Regions from separate parts of the Homo sapiens genome. Here regions 1 and 3 are each linked to region 2. The links are chromatin loops, found by intact Hi-C in ENCODE. Cell type or tissue: endothelial cell of umbilical vein. All regions are shown on one strand. Region 1 overlaps KDM6A (lysine demethylase 6A). Region 2 overlaps DIPK2B (divergent protein kinase domain 2B). Region 3 overlaps NDP (norrin cystine knot growth factor NDP).

Evidence for each region. A loop is a pair of places that touch in the nucleus more often than their neighbours do. Peaks named below come from ENCODE experiments on the same cell type or tissue, not always from the same donor. Only the 100,000 strongest peaks of a DNase experiment are listed, where the experiment ranks them.
Region 1: a loop joins it to region 2, with 2.4 times the contacts of the local background. A loop is called at or near these places in 11 of 110 quality-filtered maps.
Region 3: a loop joins it to region 2, with 14 times the contacts of the local background. A loop is called at or near these places in 25 of 110 quality-filtered maps.

The regions. Positions count from the first base shown.
Region 1 is chrX:45,080,891-45,085,890 of GRCh38, forward strand. KDM6A (lysine demethylase 6A) reads left to right here. Exons shown (of 30, transcript NM_001291415.2): 22 at 1,686-1,750; 23 at 1,825-1,899; 24 at 2,570-2,718; 25 at 4,975-5,000. Among named protein-coding and RNA genes, the nearest start is that of DIPK2B, 120 kb to the right of the region's middle. In endothelial cell of umbilical vein, no CTCF peak of the experiment used is centred here; a DNase peak (open chromatin) is centred at 2,621; H3K27ac peaks cover 960 bases.
Region 2 is chrX:45,185,137-45,190,136 of GRCh38, forward strand. All of the region lies in intron 2 of DIPK2B (divergent protein kinase domain 2B), which reads right to left. Among named protein-coding and RNA genes, the nearest start is that of DIPK2B, 13 kb to the right of the region's middle. In endothelial cell of umbilical vein, a CTCF peak has its summit at 1,989 (motif pointing left); DNase peaks (open chromatin) are centred at 2,095 and 2,775; H3K4me3 peaks cover 337 bases; H3K27ac peaks cover 1,258 bases.
Region 3 is chrX:43,956,767-43,961,766 of GRCh38, forward strand. It overlaps NDP (norrin cystine knot growth factor NDP), which reads right to left. Exons shown (of 3, transcript NM_000266.4): 2 at 1,706-2,086. The coding sequence starts at 1,879. NDP-AS1 (NDP antisense RNA 1) reads left to right here. Exons shown (of 6, transcript NR_046631.1): 4 at 4,019-4,128. Among named protein-coding and RNA genes, the nearest start is that of NDP-AS1, 9.5 kb to the left of the region's middle. In endothelial cell of umbilical vein, a CTCF peak has its summit at 1,896 (motif pointing right); a DNase peak (open chromatin) is centred at 1,925.

The sequences.
Region 1 (5,000 bases), 100 kb before region 2:
ATTTAAATGGGGAGGGTTCCATAGCCAAAGAAAGCTTGGGGTTTTGTTGTTGTTTTTTTGAGACGGAGTTTCGCTCTTGTTGCCCAGGCTGGAGTGCAACGGCATGATCTCGGCTCACTGCAACCTCCGCCTCCCAGGTTCAAGCAGTTCTCCTGCCTCAGCCTCCCGAGTAGCCGGGATTACAGGCATGTGCCACCACACCCAGCTAATTTTGTATTTGTAGTAGAGACGGGGTTTCTCCATGTTGGTCAGGGTGGTCTCGAACTCCCAACCTCAGGTGATCTGCCCATCTCGGCTTCCCAAAGTGCTGAGATTATAGGCATGAGCTACCGTGCCCTGCCAGCATGGGGTCTTTTAGTATGCTTTAAGACATGGACCATTACATGTGAAAAGTTTGACAAATGTTCAGACACTATACATTTAAAGGAATGGAAGCCAAAGGTCAGAAGTATTGCTAACTCAGAAATCATAAAACAGTGTTAACAGATATCATGTCTGTGACTCAAGAGTTGTAAATAAAAGTAATATTTGCATTGAAAAATACCTATATGTATCCAGCAATGTTCTAAACATTTTGTCATTTGTGTGTAATTCATTGTGGAATAAATATCCCCTGGAAGAACTTTTCCTTTGTTCATAATCAAGAATAAAAAGTATCTTATCTTCCACTATTACACATATATAGCTATGTACACATACATACACCTCTGCTAGCTTATATCATTTATAATCAAGATTGGGATGCCCTAGGCCTTTCAGCTTTCCTCAAGTTTTCTCTCCTCTTGAAAATGGGGCAGGTATGAGAATCTGTATTATAACTTTGTGGCTAGTGGAGGAAGTTGGATACCATGCCGGTGAGATTCAACTTTTCTTGGGTATTTATTTATTTTTTATTTTTTATTTTTTTTAGACGAGTCTCACTCTGTCGCCCAGGCTGGAGTGCAGTGGCGTGATCTCAGCTCACTGCAACCTCCACCTCCCGGGTTCACGCCATTCTCCTGCCTCAGCCTCCCAAGAAGCTGGGACCACAGGCGCCTGCCCCCATGCCCGGCTAATTTTTTTGTATTTTTAGTAGAGACACGGTTTCACTGTGTCAGCCAGGATGGTCTTGATCTCCTGACCTCGTGATCCCTCTGCCTCGGCCTCCCAAAGTGCTGGGATTACAGGCATGAGCCACTGTGCCTGGCTTTCTTGGGTATTTATTTATTTAATGTGGTGTTTGAAGAAATTTTCATGTGTAAGAGGCCTATAGAAACTTAGTTTCAAGGCCAGGCATGGTGATTCACGCCTGTAATCCCAGCACTTTGGGAGGCTGAGGCCGGTAGACAGCTTGAGCACAGGAGACTAGCCTGGGCAACATGGCAAAACCCCATCTCTACCAAAAATACAAAAATTAGCTGGGCGTGGTCATGCGCACCTAATAGTCCCAGCTACTGAGGAGGCTGAGGCAGGAGAATCGTTTGAGCCCAGGAGGCAGAGGTTGCAGTGAGCCGGGGTCGCACCACTGCACTCCAGCCTGGTCAACAGGAGTCAAACCTTGTCTCAAAAAATTAAAAACATGAAACTTAGTTTCAAAACACAAATAATACTATTCAATCTAGATATGAACTTTTTTTCAGTTGTATGGTGGAAAGGATTGCCAGTTGTAGAACACTAAACTAGACTGCTTTTTGCTTAATCTATAGGAAGAAAATGAAAAAAGAAGTCATCATAAAGACCACTCAGATAGTGAATCTACATCGTCAGATAAGTAAGTCATTTTTAATGTCCACTTAGTATTTCTTTTTAAAAGGCATGTTTCTAATACTGTGTCTCTTTTTTAAGTTCTGGGAGGAGGAGGAAAGGACCCTTTAAAACCATAAAGTTTGGGACCAATATTGACCTATCTGATGACAAAAAGTAAGTCCTTGTAGTAATATTTCTGTGAACTGATGCAAAGAGTTATCCTGTGCTAGATTGGGAATTCTCTACAATTTCCTCTTCTGTTTCATTTATTGTCATTTTTTTTAAGTTGACATGAATTTAAGCTAAACTTTTTTTGCTACATTTTACAATTAAAATTTTAAAATTTTTTTTTAAAAATAGAGATGGGGTCTCACTGTGTTGCCCAGGCTTGTCTTGAACTCCTGGGCTCAAGGGATCCTCCCACCTCAGCCTTCCAAAGTGTTGGGGTTACAGTTGTGAGCCACTGCACCCTGCCAAATTTTTTTTTTTACTTAAAACTTTTCTGCAGTTTTTCATCAAGACTCTGACTATATGCTAATTACATAATCACAAATTATATTTTTAATTATATGAAATAGTTACGTGAAAATGTATTTATAAAATATAATTGTACAACTATTAAAATAGTTTTTTTCTTTTATTGGTGAATAATTTTTATGCCTATTTTTTGTTGGGAAGTTTTCTTTGGAAAAAATTAAAAATTTAAGCATTTTCTTATGGAAAAGTAAAATATTTATAGACTTAATTGTTTTTTCTGATTGGAACACAAGGGTTTTGAAGAAATGGTAAACTTCCACAGGTATTTGTAGCAGAGTTTCACTTTTGATGTGTTATTTTATTGCAGGTGGAAGTTGCAGCTACATGAGCTGACTAAACTTCCTGCTTTTGTGCGTGTCGTATCAGCAGGAAATCTTCTAAGCCATGTTGGTCATACCATATTGGGCATGAACACAGTTCAACTATACATGAAAGTTCCAGGGAGCAGAACACCAGGTAATTTGTATGAACTAACATATCTTGTTAAAATGGAAAACAAAATCAAAATATGAAACATGCAAAGACAGCCAGAATCTTGTCATTTATAATGAATAAAACTGAGAGTTGTTCCTGTTATAAGACTTTTTAACTGGGCTCAGATTAAGATTTTTCCCCTTTTCATTATCTTTTTTTAGTGTAATAGCCCAGAAACATTATAACAATTTAATCTGGAAAGGGGTCATTGGAGCACCACTGGGAAATAAGTTCTTTTGGCCTGAAGACTCTGTTGTCAATCCCATCTGTTGCAGAGAGTGATGGGGTGCAGTGTTTTTGAATTTTTCTTTTAACCCAAGTAACAATAAAAAGTATGTTTTATATGTAACCGAATGCACATGTATGTATACAGCAGCAGTTTTATTGAACAATACGTTTTCCAATCTATTCTATTCTGTTTCATTTAAAAAATAAAGTGTAGGTTGCAGTTTTCTAAGTGGATCACAACTCACGGTTTTAAAAAAACTTCATCATGTGGAGACATTACTAGACTCATTCTAATAACTAGTCTAGACTTTGCCACTAATTAGGCTTGTCACTTTTGGCAAGTTACATTTCTTCTTTAGGTCTTTTTCTTCATTTATAAAGTGAATTACATTGTTTTTAGACTTAAATTTTCCATCCAGTACTGAAGTACCATCTTCTTTGTGCTCTTTTGCATTGACATGAAATTTCACAGGGTGATATTCAAAATATTTAACAATTGCCACAATCGCAGCACTGATCAATTAGAAGAGATACTGTTGATGACCAGTTCAGCTGTACCAATGTACTTGGGGCTGCAGGTCTCCCTCAGGTGCTTCTCTTTGCTACTTGATGCAGCCATGGTTTGAAAACCAGACTGCTTCCTTCTTTGTTCACATTCTTACTGAGTCGTGCTTAAGAATTTTTTCAGAATAGGGCTATGCTTGCTTCTGGGTAAAATGGGTCAGTGGTTCCCCATCCTGGCTGCTGATTTGATTCTCTTGTCCTTTTTTCTTTTTTCTTTTTTAAGAGACAGGGTCTTGCTATGTCACTCAGGCTGGAGTGCAGTGATGTGATCATAGCTCTCTGTAACCTTGTTTAACTCCTGGGCTCAAGCAATTCTCCTGCCTCAACCTCCCAAGTAGCTAGGACTACAAGTACATGCCACCATGCCTGGCTAATTGTTTTGAGGTTCACATAATGACTTCAAGTTATTCTTCCCTCTGGACCTCCCAAAGTGCTGGGATTATAGGCTTGAGCCACCACACCTGGTAGCTTTTTAAAAGTATGTAATTAATTAATCTCTAGGATTCAGATCCAGGCATGAGGGTAGGTGGGTGGGTTGGTTGGTTTTTAACTGAGGTCCCCAGAGGATTCTAATATACAGCCAGGATTAGAACTATTGGTTATAATTGTTATCCTCAGACCATTAGAAGCCCAATTCTGTGATATTTTATCCATAGTCAGGTAAAGTGCAAAGAGTTCTGGAATAAATGATAGAAGAACTATGTTCTGCTCTGTACTCTGTCATTGGACACTGATATAAATGTTGGGCAAAAAACATTATTTTGAGTACCTTGTTATGGGGTAAACACTGTTCCTGGAGATTAGTTCATAAGGAAAAAAATGGTAATGATATCTATAATAGCTAATATTTATTGCTTACTGTGTACAGATGGTCCCTGAGTTGAAATGGTTCAACTTACCACTTTTGGACTTTATGGTGGGTTTATCAGAGTATTAAATGCATTTTCAACTTAAGGTATTTTTCAACTTACTATGGGTTTATCAGGATGTAGTCCCATCTGTAAGTTAAGGAGCATCTGTATTAAGCACTGTTATATGCATTCATTAGTTTATCCATCTTCAAAACAACCCAACAATTTATAGAGATTATTATTATCTGTTCTTACATATAGGGAAACTGAGTCAGAATGGTTTACCAACTTGCCCAGGTTCAATTAATGACTAAGCCAAGGAGTCTGGCTCCAGAGCCTAATCTCTTAACCATGATTATACTGCCTATCATAGAAGCTCTTACTGAGTATGTTAGGAGTTGACACAAAAATGCTACAGTGATGAAGAACTAAATACTACTAGAGTGTTCTCTGTTGAGCATTTGTAAGGTTTTGTTTCCAAAGACCCATTTTTCTATAGAATTATAGTGTGATGATTAATTTTTTTCTGTATAAGTACCGTGTGCTAACCAATTGCACCACTGGAGCTCCAATTTTTTTTCTTTTCACATTTCAGGTCATCAGGAAAATAACAACTTCTGT
Region 2 (5,000 bases):
TAACTGATGTCTTCCAAGTGACTTTCTTTATAGATAAATACTATATATTATATAGTTTAACCTTTGATTCCTTCATAGCATGTGGACATGCATAGAGGGACAGCCAATCCAGAGGCCTCTGGGCCAAGTCACACTTAACGGCAAAAGCATTTTTTTCTGAGTACATCAGGATAGAGGTAATGAGATATCAAAGGAAGAATTGTATAGAACAAAGGATGCCTTGATTTTTTAAAAAAGGGGCTTGATTGGTAACATCTAAGTTTAGGGAAAGCTTAAAGCCCTGTAAAAGCAAAGCTTGCTTTGTATTGTTTGTTCTGATGATTATTCAGGCTTCGGTTACGTTTTGGCTGGGGGCGGCCTGTATTCTGTATTTGAGCATCATCTGGAAGGAGCCACTGGTGACTTGTCTCATGTCTATCTTTCCCCTAGTCTTCTCTTGCCTCCTTTTTCTTTCTCAACTTGTCTGTGTCAGGACTGGGGAAGCCTTTCACTGTCTCATTTTCTTTCTTTTCTTTTCTTTTTTTTTTTTTTTTTGAGATGGAGTCTCGCTCTGTTGCCCAGGCTGGAGTGCAGTGGCGCAGTCTCGGCTCACTGCAACCTCCGCCTCCTGGGTTCACACCATTCTCCTGCCTCAGCCTCCCGAGTAGCTGAGACTACAGGTGCCTGCCACCACGCCTGGCTAATTTTTTGTATTTTTAGTAGAGACAGAGTTTCACCATGTTAGCCAGGATGGTCTCGATCTCCTGACCTCGTGATCCGCCCGCCTCGGCCTCCCAAAGTGCTGGGATTACAGGCGTGAGCCACCGCGCCCGGCCGACTGTCTCATTTTCATTCGTGAGCTCCATCAAGAATAATTTAGGGGTAATTTGAGTGGGCACAGTGGGTGATTATTAGTCCCTTTTCTATGAGACTGTGACACAATGGAATTTGGAAATGAGCAGGTTAGTCTCTGACCCATTCCAAGTAACCTCTTTGCCACAAATGTTGAGATAGCAAAGTTTTCATGGTTGTAATCTTAAATAAATTAGATGATTCAAAATCTTAGTTGTTTCAACTCTGAACATTTCCAATTCCATGACTGGAAGGAGAAAATGGGCTGAGAGGGGACTTATCTATTCCATAATGTCTGTCCAGTTGGTTCCCCAAACTCCCACGGGCAACAAACACAGCACTCTGAATACCTCCCAAGGGTCACAGGAACGGGGTCTCATGATTTCAGTGTTGATGTACCTCTGAAGGGGCTCTGTTCCTCCAAGACCATTCAGCCAGAGGATGTGCGCTGATATCCAGGGAATATTGCCTTGTGTGATACTGTGGAGGCATTCTTAGCTGCTTAAATTTCCTTTTCCACTAATAGTCATTTCATCTTTGACTCCAATGTTAGATGTGTGTGAAAATAATACAGCCACCAGTCAGCCTATTTTTTCTTTTTCAGCACCAATATAGTCATGTTCTTTGTTAAAACAAACAAACAAACAAGCAAATGGAAATTTTTTGAAGCATCCTTGACCTAGTAGCCTGTGAGGCATTAAAATATTTACAGTCTGAAAACCAGCTGTGAATCCAACATAAAATTTTCATTTTCATTAAAACACTTTATCACAGGGTGTCTTGTATCAGAACGAATCGAATATGGTCTATCTCCCTCACTGGGGTGTCATCTCCCAGAGTGCAAAGACCTTGTCTTGATACCCTTATGCCCTCCTAGCGCCTAGCACAGGTCCTATAACCATCCCTTACATATTTTTGAGTTACATTTAAACAAAAGTGAATTTCACTTGTTTACTAGTTCATCGGAACCCACATTTAGATTATATAATGAACATGCATTTTGGTTAATTTGCTGATTTCCCTTATTCTATGCATTTTAAAAAATAATGGAAACATAGGAAGTAAAATAGCCAATCATCCTCGTTTAAACAAAGCTGACTGAACACTCTGTACTGCCATCTAGTGGGGGGAAAGGCTCTGCGGCCATCTAGTGTATTCCCGTTTGGAGGAACACACTGCTTAGAACAATGTCAGATCGGATCGTAGTTGAGGGGATGGGAGCGGGACACAGTGGAGGATATGTGTTTTCCCCTGATTAGCCTCCAGCTGCCTAGGGTGGTTGCCTCTTTGCCCTTGGCATAAAAGCAGAGGAAGCCTTCTTTGTGGTTTTGTGAACAAGCACCTTATCATAAACTCTGAGCAGTGTTCTTGGCTGTGTTTCTGTTTGTGGGCTAGTAATTTAGGCTGTGGGATATTCCCATCAGAACAATGCAGCTTTTAGAGGAGAAAAGTCACGATGTTATTAGCATAAGTGCTACACATGCTCGAGGGCGCGCGCGCGCACACACACACACACACACACACACACACACACACACACTGCATCGTTTCACTTTCTTCCTAATTCTTGGTCCTGTCGTCTTCCTTAGCAGCCCTGCCGTAGCTGTACTGCACTGTGGCTCAAGATGCAGTGTCCTTAAATACAAAGCTGCATTTGGCCCTGCAGGAGGGGAGCCCGGGACTCCCTGGCTCAGCCTCTGATGATGACTGCTGGGGCTTTTCATCCAACTTGACTTTATTTATTCATAAGCAGGGCTGACAGTCAAAGTTCTGAGGCCCCTGAACCGGCCAGATCCCTCCTCCCTTTCGTTTACTTTTATTTCTTTGATTTTTTTTCTCCTCTCATCTCTGCCTTGTCAGTTCTCTGAAAAGAGCCCGTGAGCTCCTTGTGGCATCTTTTTCTTCCCCTAAACACACAGCAACACACACAAGCAGATATGCACAATTGAAGGCTCTGGCTTAGATCCCAGTTGGAAAACGGCTCTTGAGGAAATCAGAGAAAAGCCACTTCAGTCACACACAGAGAGAATCCCAGGATACTGGCCTGACAGGTAGGCTGAGCCGACACTGGGCCATTTGGTGTGAGTTGAAGAATGAGGCAAATCTCCCAACCACGCATCCTATAATAGCTCCCCAGTTGGCTCTTGAAACTCCCATATAAATACAGAAAGATCATGATTTCCAAACAAGAAATTAGGACTCATGTCTGATGGGTTATCAGAAAAACGGGGTGGAGCTGTTTGGCCAAATCTGGGATGAATGATCACTCAGAGGTTTCATCTCTTATTCCAGCTGAGATCAAAGACAGAGGCTGCTAACTTAGAACACTATTGAGAAGAATTCTGGGGCCACATCTGGGTTTAGTAGGGGAAGAATGCAAGAATATATTAGGAAGAGCTGAGATAGTCATGCATGAACTAGTGAAAGCATCGCAATATTGGCTTTACATGCAAATGGCTTCTTAGAGGGCTAACAGTGAAATGCCATTAGCTGTTAACTTCCCGGCACAAATTAAATTATGACATTAGCTGCCCATCACAAGGCTCTAAGTGAATGGGTCACAGAATAGGGGAAGTTGTTTCTATGGCTTATTCTTTTTAAAATTGAAGTAAAATTCATATAACATAAAATTAACCATTTAAACCATTTTAAATTATACAATTCAGTGGCTTTTCATACATTCAGAAGACTGTGCAACCATCACCACTATCTAATTCCAGAATCATTTCATCACTCCAGAAAGAAATCCTGTACCCATTAAACAGTCACTCCCAATTCTCCCCTCCCCTCAGCCCTTGGCAACCACTGATTTCCTCTCTGTCTCTATGGATTTGCCTATTCTGGACATTGCCTATAAATTGAATCATATGTGTCTTTTTGTGTTTGGCTTTTTTTTTCACTGAGCACAATGTTTTCAAGGTTTACCTATGTTGTAGTATGTATCAGCACTTAATTCCTTTTTATGGCTGAATAATATTCCACTGTATGGATAGAATATATTTTGTTTATCCATTCATTGGTTGACGAACAACATTTGGGTTGTTTCTACCTTTTGGCTATTATGAATAGTGCTGCTATGAGCATTCATATACAAGTTTTTTTAAAAAAATAGATTTTGTCTCACCATGGTCCCCAGGCTCATCTTGAACCCCTGGCCTCAAGCAATCCTCCTGCCTCAGCCTCCCAAAGTGCTTGGATTATGGGCGTGAGCCACTATGTCCATCCCACATAGAAGTTTTTGTTTGAACACTTGTTTTCAATTCTCTTGGGTGAATAGGCGAGGGTATTTTTTGGCCACCTTTGGTGAAGACAGATCCATTTGAAACTGATAGGTGAGTTTTGCTACAAAGAAAAGAGCAGGTGTGGCTGGGCATGGTGGCTCATGCCTGTAATCCCAGCACTTTGGGAGGCCGAGGTGGGCGGATCACCTGAGGTCAGGAGTTTGAGACCAGCCTGGCCAATATGGTGAAACTCTGTCTCTACTAAAAATACAAAAATTACCCGGGTGTGGTGGCGGCACCTGTAATCCCAGCTACTCAGGAGGCTGAGACAGAAGAGTCACTTGAACCTGGGAGGCAGAGGTTGCACTGAGCCGAGATGGCGCCACTGCACTCCAGCCGGGGTGACAAGAGTGAAACTCTGTCTCAACAAACAAACAAACAAACAAAGCAGGTGCTTGGGTGCAGCCTGGATGAGGCATGAAAGTGAGAAAGAGTGTGGCAGAACACCCTGGGCCCGCTGTGGAATCCTAAGGGCAAAGGGTCTCTGGAAAGGAGGTGAGGAGAGATAGAGAAGATGGTGCCAAAATAAGATAGTAATGACCTTGAGCTTAATGGCTAGGAGAATGGGTTGGTGCAGAATTTACAAAATGGCTGCTAATATTTCCTTTTTTATAAGGAAGGGAAAAATCTATGGTGGAGATGAAAAGGTGGGTTAGGGGAGGGCCAAAGTAAAGTAAAAATTTTTCTGGTTTTGGCTGTGTCTTACCAGCATGTTGTTAATAGATGCTGTTTTGGCAGAAAGAAGAAAAGCTTGTTTAGCTGCATGTAATGCAAGATGACAAAATTGCTAGAGAAAATTTTAGCATAACAAATTAAAGAAAGGGATTCACTTATTATGAGAATACTGCTGTGCATTTCTATAGTGATGGACTTCTAAAGCATATTCTT
Region 3 (5,000 bases), 1.2 Mb before region 2:
TATCACAATTTTGCGCTGTTATTTGCCATGGCTTTCTGGAAGAAACAAAGGTGAATAACAGTACACTAAAGTCTGTTTCTAAGACTCATGCTCAGAATTCACATGTGAATTTCTTCGGTTTGAGTTCATGATGTCTCTTCTTTGACCTTCGCTAGATTAATGTGATTGTTGCCAAAGTACTCCTCCATCATTTTGTCCAGTCTTTCCAGATTGTTTTCTAGTTTTTATAGATGCTCCTATTTCTTTGTTCCTTTCTATCATCATAGTGACACTTTCTTTGAAATAATTTTAATTCCTTTTTTTAAAAAAGAATCACGATTATGGAGGACAACTCAATACGGAAAGAAATTATCCATGGAATAAAATCACTAAATATTCATGCTGTCTGTTTCTGAAGGGGGAGGGAAGGAGAAACTAATAATTGCTGCAGTCAACCTTACATGGGCCCACAATTTCTGAGCAATCACACTTGTAAAAGCACTTCTCATGTTTTTTCTCAATTTGTTTTAGTTTCCCTTTCCTAAGAAGGAATTGTGGCCCTGCAAAAATTTATGTTCATCTATTTACTCCATTTTTTTTTGGTTCTACAAGCACAAATAAGAGCCAGAAAGTTTTTATTAAGTGGAAAATCTCTATTTTTTCCCACAGTCATAGATCTTATTAATATAATGGTTAAAATGATTTAACTCGAATTCTGATCCTCCTAAACTAAAATGAATCATCATCACTGAGCTATAATCAGAGAAATTAATGGAAATTTTCAAGGCATACAAAAGTCATAATGTTTTTGAATGGAGAGTGGAGGGATTGGCTTATATGGTCTTAATTCTGGTGATTGATACTATAAAAAATTCTTAATTATACTGGTAATTTCAAAAATTACTTGCCATACGAGAATGTTTAAGTGATTTTCATCTCAAAACTAAATGTAAAAATCTCTGAGGTTGGGCTAAACAAATTATTATTTACCAAGTGTGGACAAATTTCATTCATTGTGCCTGTTTAGGGGCAGTGACAGTCGTGAGATCTCGTATGTTCCACCCTACAATGTGCCTCCCTTCTGGGTGGTCCATGTAGCTGGCCACTCTTGGTGGCCTTTTAAGCATGATATTCCCTTGCACACCACTGAGGCACGGACTGCCTCTGCAAGAAACATGCATCCTTTTCCAAATGAGAACGATTTGGATAAGCAATGTAAAAATGATAAATGATCATATTGCCATCTTATCTTTTGAAATCATTTGAACAGAAATGTAGCACCTGAAGAAAGGCTCAGACCACAAAGCCAGTTATTTCACCAAGAATCTCTTTAAAGAGCCCTCCAAGAAGTATGTTCCACTGCTCAATCGCATTCTTTGCATTCTCTTCCTCTTTATTGATGATGGAGCTAGAGAGTTATGATGACTTGTAAACTCCATTTTTCTTTTTTGGAAAAGCACACTACCACTCATAAACATCACAGCCAGGGACAAAGGACACCTGTCCCACTGGATGGGTGTGCACATGATTGATTAGGCACTTTTACTGATAACAGTGCAAAGCACGGGGGGAAATTCTAAAAGCCTCATTCTCCCACAAGCCCTGTGGGCCAGCCACATCACTTAAGTTTGGGCTATGATCTTAGTTCTCCATCCCCTGACAAAGAAATATGGCTTCTTGCCTGTTTCTGAGGGAAATGCTCTCCTCACAGAGACCTTGGTCTTACCTTTGAGCTACACTTGTACAATGGGTGACTGATAGAATCCACATAGTGGTGCCTCATGCAGCGTCGAGGGTCCGAGTCCATTATGAATGAGCTGTCCGTTTTACTGTCTGTATCTCCCATTATCACCAGCAGGGAGAGCATAGAAAAGGATGCAGCTAGTACATGTTTTCTCATTGTTGTAAGGAAAAACTTCTCTAGAAGAACAGCAGAGGGAGGCAGAGGACAAAAAATTGGAAATGGCTTCACCTCCTAGGATCCAGTCCCGTTCAAGGAAAGGGCAGGATCGGGCTGAAGCTTTCTGGTTGTCATTGTCCTTTATGTGCTGGAGTTTTGTCTTACTCTTTGCACTTGCAATCCATCATCACAGTATCTGCTGCACAGCTGGAATGAAAACAGAAATTACTTTCCCCAGAATTATTTACCCAGAACCACTAATGGAACCCAGGAGGTATTAAGTAGAATTTTTCCATGTTATTTTGAGAGGAGAATATTGGTTTCTAGAGCGTCATTAGCAAAGGCTGTCATCCATTCCACCCCAACTCCCATAGCTTATGCTACATATTTATAACCATTTGGAGGTGGACACAATGGTTTAATGGAAGCACATGTTGACTTTAATTGCTGAAGTCCATGTTCCTAGGGCCAAGAATAGTTTGAACCCATGTTAAAGATTAAACATGTTGTTCTGGCAACAACGTAACCGAATTGGGTGGTCTCATCTTTGTCCTTGGTTGGTCGGGGCGGGAGGGTCTATTCAGTTTCTCAGCAAGCTTTGGTGTCAGCGTCAGCTTACAGGGCTAGAGAGGAGGCAGGTCAGCACTAATGAACACAAGCCATGTCCCACAGGGAAGCACATTTTCCATTTCCAAGTCCATACTCACCCACCCACCTAATTTTCCACTTCTGTGCTCTAGGCTCATCCTGTTTTTGTTTTAAGCCCCATAGCACCCAGCACTGATGACAAACTGCATCTGAAATACACATTATGCTAACTGGCCTCCAGCATGGTTAAGGTATCACACGCGTATTTGCCAACAGAGTCACATTTCTGCAGAGCCTTTGTAGCCTGGGCACATGGTGTAATTCGAAAAAGAAAGCAGTTGTTGGAACAGACTTACCATTAAAATAGGATCATATTATACCGGTTTTTCTGAAATTTGCTTTGTTCTTTTGACCATACCTCTTGGACAAAGGACTGGGGTCCAGAGATCTCTCCAGATTACCTCACTAACTCCCCAGGCATAGCCAACACTGGTGCCTTCTTTTTTTTAACCACAACAGAAGACAGAAAGTATCAAAAATATTTTCAAACATTTAGGAAAATTGGGAGGGCCTGCTATTACATCCAAAACAAAAGGAACATGATAATTAAAGCTTCGGGAAAACTTTCAAAGGTATTTCAGATAAAAGTTTGATCATTTTGTTCATAGGCAACATTTTCCTTAACTTCCTACTCATGAACAGTCTGAATAAACAGGGCAAAGTGTTGATAAAATCAAGATTAGGAGTTCAAGTTGGCATAAGCCAATTTATTTTGCACTAATAGAATGGCATCAGACCCATTTAGCCTCAATTAGCTGTCTTGGAAGTGTGAGGTAGGGGATCCTAAGTGGAAAGGGGTGTGTGAGATAGGGCTGTTTCAGAGCACAGAATCCCTGGCAATAGCAAAGCCTCAGCACATGTGCCTCAGGGAAGTCCTATAAATTGCAGGAAGGGCAAGGACCAGTAATGAGGGAACCCACCTGGACTTGAGTCCTGGCACTGCCATTAATTAGCTGGGGAAGCCTTACACAAGTCATTCAACCTCCTCTAGCCCAAGTTTCCTCATCTGTAGAGGGAAGGAGTTGACAGAGATGGCATCTGCTGTCCCTTTGTGTTCTAAAATGCCACCACTTGATAACTATGGATTCAGTTACTATCATCTCCATATGCAGACAGTGAGCCCAAAGTTGACGAGACCATATTCCAGCACAACTTTGCACCACTTTATGTTCATGCTAATAGCAACATCTCATTGAAATAAATCAAACCTGTGCCCAAAGTTTCAAATCTGCAAAGGATGCAGAAGAGCATGTTTGTTTTCTTTTCATCTGCATAATCTGGGTTTTCCTATACACGTTACCCTGAAAATTACCAAGACAACAACTCAAAGAGCCAGAACTTTCTTGGGGTCCACTTTCAGAGGATGAAATATTACTGACCATTTCCCAAGTTTCACTGTGACTAAATTATCCCAAGTGGTTATCTGTCTCTTTGAAGCCTTAATTAGTGTCAGAAAGAGAATTGATTAGATTTCACTGCTTCGGTCTACAGATATTTCCCCCAGGAGTCAATGGCAAAAGGATGAAGAGAGAAGCAGACATTCCAGTCCTGGCCCTTCTTCTGCACTGCCAGCAACTTCTCTTCAGAGCCATGGCCAGGAGGTATGGTTAAATGAGCAAAGCAAATTAAAGAACATCATGTACAGCATGATGGCAAAAACAAGCTACATCAATAACAAAACCCTATACATGTGTATGCATCGTTGTATTTATTGGCATTTCCACTTTCTCCACAGAAAAAGGAAATATAAAGGGCCCTTAAAGATAGAAGAGAATTTAAGAGAATAAAAGTCTCATTTAAGAGAATGAAAATTAAAGTACTTTGAAATACATTGTTCAACCAATCAGATTTACAAAGATTCCGAAGTCTGATCATGCACCCTATTGGCAAGGCTGTGGGAAAACAAGTCCATTTTGGAGAAAGTTCAGTATAAATTGGTCCAAACTCTGTAGAGGCCAATCTGGCAATACCTTTTAAAAATGCAAATGTATATAATTTAGACCCAGCAATTCCACTTCTGTGAATTATCCTACATGTGAAATCACATGAGCACATGGCTGAAATAGCATAAAATTGGAAACAGCATGAAATATCCATTAATAGGGGACTGGTTAATTATATTCTAAAATGTTCACACAACAATATACTAACCAACTATATATGGAAGGATGCAGAAACTCTATGTATTGATTTGAGTTAAAATGGAGAGAGATAAAAACACATATTTGTATAGCAAAGCTCTGAAAGGATACCCAAGAAACTAACAAAATTAGTTACCTGTGGTAGTTGAGGGACAGGCATGAGAGAAAGACTTTTCACTATATATCTTTTCGTATTTTTAGATTTTTGAGCTTGTGAATGTATACTTTATTTAAAATTTCATTAAAAAATAAGGCTTTCTCTTTTAAAAGCTCAGCTTAAATATGGTAACTAAGTTAATGGATGTTTACTGTTTGTGCCAGTTTGAGTATTT